Regions from separate parts of the Homo sapiens genome. Here region 1 is linked to region 2. The links are chromatin loops, found by intact Hi-C in ENCODE. Cell type or tissue: PC-9. All regions are shown on one strand. Links, peaks and the distances in the headings refer to the core of each region. The heading gives the core; the rest is flanking DNA. Region 1 overlaps AHNAK (AHNAK nucleoprotein). Region 2 has its middle 62 kb from the start of SCGB1A1.

What was found. A loop is a pair of places that touch in the nucleus more often than their neighbours do. Peaks named below come from ENCODE experiments on the same cell type or tissue, not always from the same donor. Only the 100,000 strongest peaks of a DNase experiment are listed, where the experiment ranks them.
Region 1: it touches region 2 in a loop (7-fold over the local background); 26 of 110 quality-filtered maps call a loop at or near these places.

What each region holds. Positions count from the first base shown.
Region 1 is chr11:62,537,895-62,540,793 of GRCh38, forward strand. The region is part of intron 1 of AHNAK (AHNAK nucleoprotein); the gene reads right to left. Among named protein-coding and RNA genes, the nearest start is that of AHNAK, 7.5 kb to the right of the region's middle. RefSeq lists enhancers at 1,208-1,810, 1,811-2,411. In PC-9, for the core only: no CTCF peak of the experiment used is centred there; a DNase peak (open chromatin) is centred at 1,487; H3K4me3 peaks cover 1,085 bases; H3K27ac peaks cover 1,661 bases.
Region 2 is chr11:62,479,550-62,482,448 of GRCh38, forward strand. It overlaps a transcript of AHNAK not described here. Among named protein-coding and RNA genes, the nearest start is that of SCGB1A1, 62 kb to the left of the region's middle. In PC-9, for the core only: no CTCF peak of the experiment used is centred there; DNase peaks (open chromatin) are centred at 802 and 1,342; H3K4me3 peaks cover 1,342 bases; H3K27ac peaks cover 1,898 bases.

The DNA of each region.
Region 1 (2,899 bases), core at 210-2,709, 58 kb after region 2:
GCTTGTCTTGAACTCCTGACCCTGTGATCCACCCGCCTTGGCCTCCCAAAGTGCTGGGATTACGGGCGTGACCACCGCACCCGGCCGACCGAGTCTGTAAGTCTTTTGCCTACTCCACCCCAGGTCTGCTGCTTGTAACAGGTGGGAGCCTCCTCAGAGTCTGCCTCCAAGCAGGAATGTCAGTGTTCCACCTCCCTCAGAGACAGAGACTTGGGCCACCCAGTCTCACCCAGTACCCAGGACCAGGGGGGTGCCTCACCAGCTGGCAGCTCTGGGAGCCCTGCCACAGGCAGCTGCCTGAACAAAGGAGGCCCCGGCCCCACCAGGCACCGCCCAAGCCCCAGAGGTTAGAGCCCAGCTGAGCCCACCTTGGCCCACAGTGAGTTCAGGCCTCCCGGCTGCCACACCAGGCCCTGAGCCAGGCCCTTATAGGTGCAAGCATTTAGTAATAAATTCGCCCTCCAGCCACAAGGTGAGCTGTCATCTGCAGGTGCCCTAGAAAGACACCAGGCAGGACTCTGCATAGGGCCACGGACTACAGCCACAGCACAAAATGGCGGCAGCAGCCACCAATTGAAATGGTGTGGGGGACACTATAAGTCATGGGGAACCTAAGCCAAAGCCCCGCCTACAGCCGTTTACATCCGGAAAGTATCAACAGTCAATCAATGCATGTATACCGGCTGCCTCCATATGCCCAACACTATACTTTGCACTACAGACGGAACCAGCCAGGGATGGACACAGCTGGGCCCAGCACCTAATTACACGCTGCGTTAGACGGTGACCTCACATCACTCACGCACCCATGTGCCAGACAGGGAGATTTAAGACTCAGTTCCTGTCACAGATACATATGATGAGCAAAGTGCACTAGCTGTGACCGATTTTGCCGCAGAATATTCCAGAAGGCTTGGGAGCCTTCTAGGGGAAATGAAATATACATGGGGTCTTGAAGGTGCTACAGGTGACCTCTGAGGATGAGACTATGTCTCTTGGGAATTCGTGGGCACTTAGCAGTTCCTATCTCAGGCAGATCACAACACGGATGAAAGAGAAACACAGACCCCAGCCCCCGACAGCCATCCTCCTGTTTGACAACGCGGTGTGGACAATGTGTCTCCTTGTCAACACAGGTGCTGGCTACAAGGTGAGCAAAGACTCTGAGCCTCTGGGCTCAGGTGCAAACTGGCGAAAACACCTCCTCCCTTCCGGCTGCAGAGAAGGCTGCGACAGGAAATCACTCTGACCCTTCCCAGCAAGAAACAGCAAAGCTGGGGCTTAAATGGCACATTCTCTCCCACTGTCCAGTGCTCAGGAGCCAGCCCTGCAGAAAAGCAGCCAGGCAGAGGCAGGGAAGGAAAACAGATTCCAGACTTCATCTCTCAGACAGAACTGAAGCCACTCCTTCAGATCGCCCAGACACCCCTGTCCTCCTCCTGGAGCAGGGCCCCTTTGCTCACCCCAGCATCCTGGTGCTGTGCCAGCAGCCAGCGAGGGGGAAAGAGCTAGCTGGGCCAGCTCACCCTCGCCCACACCTCGGCCCCACCCTCCCGCCCCAGTGAGTCACTGCAGCTGGCTGCAACAGCTCCAGACCTGCAAAGGGTTGAGCCTAAAACCCCAAGGACAAAGTGCCTCCTGGGCCAGACCCCCAGGTGCCAGAGGAACCAGGGCTGCCCTGCAGACAGGCAGTTGGCTTCCCTGCCAGGGCCTCAGGCAGAGTCCCAGGGCAGAAGTCCCTTTTGAGGCCCAGGACAGATGCAACCTACGTGGTTCCTGAGGAGGGGAGAAACCATCCTAAGTAGACACCGATCCAATAGCCCGTGAGGACGGGAGCCATTGGACCCGAAGCTGCAGGTTGGCCCTGGCAGGGCACCCAGTGGCTTCCCGGCCAGGTGGGGCTGCCAACCACCCTGCCTGCTCTGGCTGTGGCCCTGCTGTCCTGGCACAGCCTGGAAGGACTCCCCTCTCATCTGACCTGGGCCATTCAGTTCCGCGGAAGGGCATGGAAATACTGAAGGGAATACTGAAGGAGGGGCGTGGGATACTGTGTAGCCAGGTTTCCCATTCTCTGCATTTGGGTCCCAGCCCTCAGTCTCTCCTCCACCTCTGGAGCCTGTATCAAGCCCAAGTGGTCCTTTCTTCTCCTCCCACACAAGTTAGGTTAAGTCAGGCTTTCCCTGGAGGCTGAGGGCTCTGCCCTGTTGCTAGCCAAAAGAAGGTCTTTGGAGCTTTGGGGAATTCTGCACGATTCAGCCAAGTGCCATAAGCCTTCAGAGCTAGGAGAGACCTAGAGTTGTGCCACCCAACGCAGCAGCCACATGTGGCTATTTAAACTTAATCAATTAAAATTCAGTTAAATTAAAATTTTAGCTTTGGCTGCACTAGCCACATTTCAAGAGCTCAACAGCCACATGTAGCTACTGGCTACTATATTAGCGTGGACACAGAACACTTCCCCCACTGCCGAGAGTTTTATGGGATGGCACTGCCTGTTACTTAAGGATGGAGAAAGTAAGGTCCAGAGAGGTGAGAGAATGGGAGTGTGCTGGGACCCTAGTCCCAGAGCCTGCTAGCACACAGCCCGGTGGTCCACCCAACAGCCTCCCTCGTGATAGCAAGAAGCGGGACAGAGCTAGGCGTGGTGGCTCATGCCTGTAATCCCAGAACTTTGGGAGGCCAAGACACACTGATCGCTTGAACCCAGGAGTTTGAGACCAGCCTGGGCAACATGGCAAAACCCTATCTCTATAAAAAATAAAAATGTATTTTTTTTAAATAAAAAAAGAAGGAGCAGGGCCAGAGTGGAGACCCCCTAAGGCAGAAGACTGCTTGGAGGGCAGAAAAGAATGAGATGGCGAGGCCGCTCCAGCTGCAAAGGTGAGAGCACGTATGCCTG
Region 2 (2,899 bases), core at 132-2,631:
TTTTGTCAGGCCAACATTTTTGTCTTGGGTACAAGGAGGGTGGGAAGTTTGCCAGACTGCTCATAAGCCTTCTATTAAGATGTTTCCCTAAGAACCTGTCACCATGCAGAGGGGAATACCCCATACAAGCAGCAGGTCTCCATCTCCCCAACCAAATGCCTTCCATTCCCTTCTTCCACGACGCACGAAACAGATAAGGCATGAAATCAAAGCTCTCTTTCCAGAACCGGCTCTCCAAGTGGGTGATCCATTCCTGCATGCAATCTTGTCCTTTTGCCTGTTTAACTGTGAAACTATTCTTGAAAGTATTCCAAAGTGGCTTTAGGGAATATTCATATCTTGACTGTTTTTCACTTCAATAAAAAGTTAAGGCAAACTTGGCCCATTCCGGGGAGCTGGAATCCAGAGGGGAGGGAGATGAGGTCCCAGTGCTCCTTCTGGCTGGGTTCTGCCGGATTTATAGGAGGGCCTCACACCCCTCACCCCTGATTTCAAGCAGGAGGGTAGCAGGCAGAGCTTGGGAAGCCTCACCCGGACCCTGCCACCTGCCAGGAAGGTCAGGGCCCTGCTCCCCTGCCTGTGCCCACTGCTGGGAGCAGGCTGGACCCAGTGGCCAGCTGTCCTGGACAGTGACAGCCACAGAACCCTCAGCCCTGCCAATCTTGCCTCGGATCCTTTCTAAATCCCTTTAGCAGTTGATACTTTAGGGGTGGGAGGAAATAAATCTCAAGGGTTAAATTAAATTTCTGCTTGTGACAGAGTTCACTCCAGGTACATCCATTCAGAGGCTAATCAGGCAAACCTGAGATTAACAGAGAAAGGCCTGACTTTGCCAGGCACAGTGACTCACGCCTGTAATCCCAGCACTTTGGGAGGCCGAGGTGGGTGGATCACAAGGTCGGGAGTTCAAGATCCGCCTGGCCAAGATGGTGAAACCCCGTCTCTACTAAAAAATACAAAAATTAGCCGGGCACGGTGGCGGGTGCCTGTAATCCCAGCTACGTGGGAGGTTGAAGCAGGAGAATCGCTTGAACCCGGGAGGTGGAGGTTGCAGTGAGCCGAGATTGCGCCATTGCACTCCAGCCTGGGTGACAGAGCAAGACTCTATCTCAAAAAAAGAAAAGAAAAGAAAAGAAAAAAAAGAAAGGCCTGACTCTTTCTCAGTGGTCCTGGACTCTGAAACCCTGACCTCTGTCCCCAAACAGGGCCTTCCTTCCTGAGCTCTCTGCTATGCAAGGAATTCTGCGTGCAGTTAAAAAAAAAAAAAAAAAAAAAAAACCTGGATTTGCTGCCTTCTGGTCTGACCAAGTTGGAATGCGCAGCGTGAAGAAATGCTCGTTGCCTAGGCAGGAACAGCCATCCACAGGAAAACAGACCTCAGTAAATAATGTCCTCGACCTTCCCCCAAAAGCCCAGAGGCTGCCTCCTGTGAGTAACCGATGAAACCCGAGGCGCTCCTGTAGCTCCTGGGCTGATCCCTCTCCAGGAGATGACTTGGATGAGAAGGAAGGTGCTATGGGCTTCTCTTTTCTTTTTTTGGTTTTTTTTTTTTTGGTTTTTTTTTTGTTTTTTTGAGACAGAGTTTCGCACTTGTTGCCCAGACTGGAGTGCAGTGGCGCAGTCACGGCTCACTGCAACCTCTGCCTCCCGAGTTCAAGCAGTTCTCCTGTCTCAACCTCCCGAGTAGCTGGGATTACAGGTGCCCACCACTGCACCCAGCTAATTTTTGTATTTTTTAGTAGAGACAGAGTTTCACCATTTTGGCCAGGCTGGTCCTGAACTCCTGATCTCAGGTAATCCACCCACCTCGGCCTCCCAGAGTGCTGGGACTACAGGAGTGAGCCACTGTACCTGGCCTTGGGCTTCCCCTTTCTTCCATTTCCCTTGCACCATCTTTGTCTGGACCCTCAGGGTCTCGTCCCTGCCTCCACACCTCCCACCCTCAAACCTACCATTGCTACCCAAAAACCTCCCTAGACCTCAGCTTCTAGCAAGTCACCCTTCAATACTCTTTATTTTTTATTTATTTATTTATTTATTTATTTAGAGACTGAGTCTCGCTCTTTCTCCTAGGCTGGAGTGCAGTGACACGATCTTGGCTCACTGCAAGCTCCGCCTCCCGGGTTTATGCCATTCTCCTGCCTCAGCCTCTTGAGTAGCTGGGACTACAAGTGCCCACCACCATGCCTGGCTAATTTTTTGTATTTTTAGTAGAGACGGGGTTTCACCGTGGTCTCGATCTCCTGACCTCGTGATCGACCCACCTCGGCCTCCCAAAGTGCTGGGATTACAGGCGTGAACCACCGCGCCTGGCCCTTCAATACTCTTTAAAGTCTGAGTTCTTCAACCCTCTGCCTTGATGTTAAGACCTTTTACGATCCATCTCCGCCCTCTTGCCCCATCTCCCCCACCATTCCCCAATGCATGCCCTGTGTCGGGTGAGGTCAGTCTCTCTTCCCTGCTGGGTCAGCCATGCTCACTCCATCCCTGGCCCGTCACTCATGTTGTCTACATGTGGAGCTCTCCTTCAAGGCCCAGCTCATATCTCTCTTCCTCCATGAAACCTTCATCAAGATGTATTTAGGCCGGGTGCAGTGGCTCACATCTGTAATCCCAGCACTTTGGGAGCCCAAGGCGGACTGCTCACTTGAGGCCCGGAGTTCGAGACCATCCTGGCCAACATGGGGAAACCCCATCTCTACTAAAAATACAAAATTTATCCGGGCGTGGTGGTGCGTGCCTGTAGTTCCAGCTACTCAGGAAGCTGAGGCAGGAGAATCATTTGAGCCCAGGAGGCAAAGGTTGCAGTGAGCTGAGATCGCGCCACTGCACTCCAGCCTAAGTGACAGAGCGAGACTGTCTCAAAAAAAAAAATGTAGTATTTAACAGAAAGGACTCT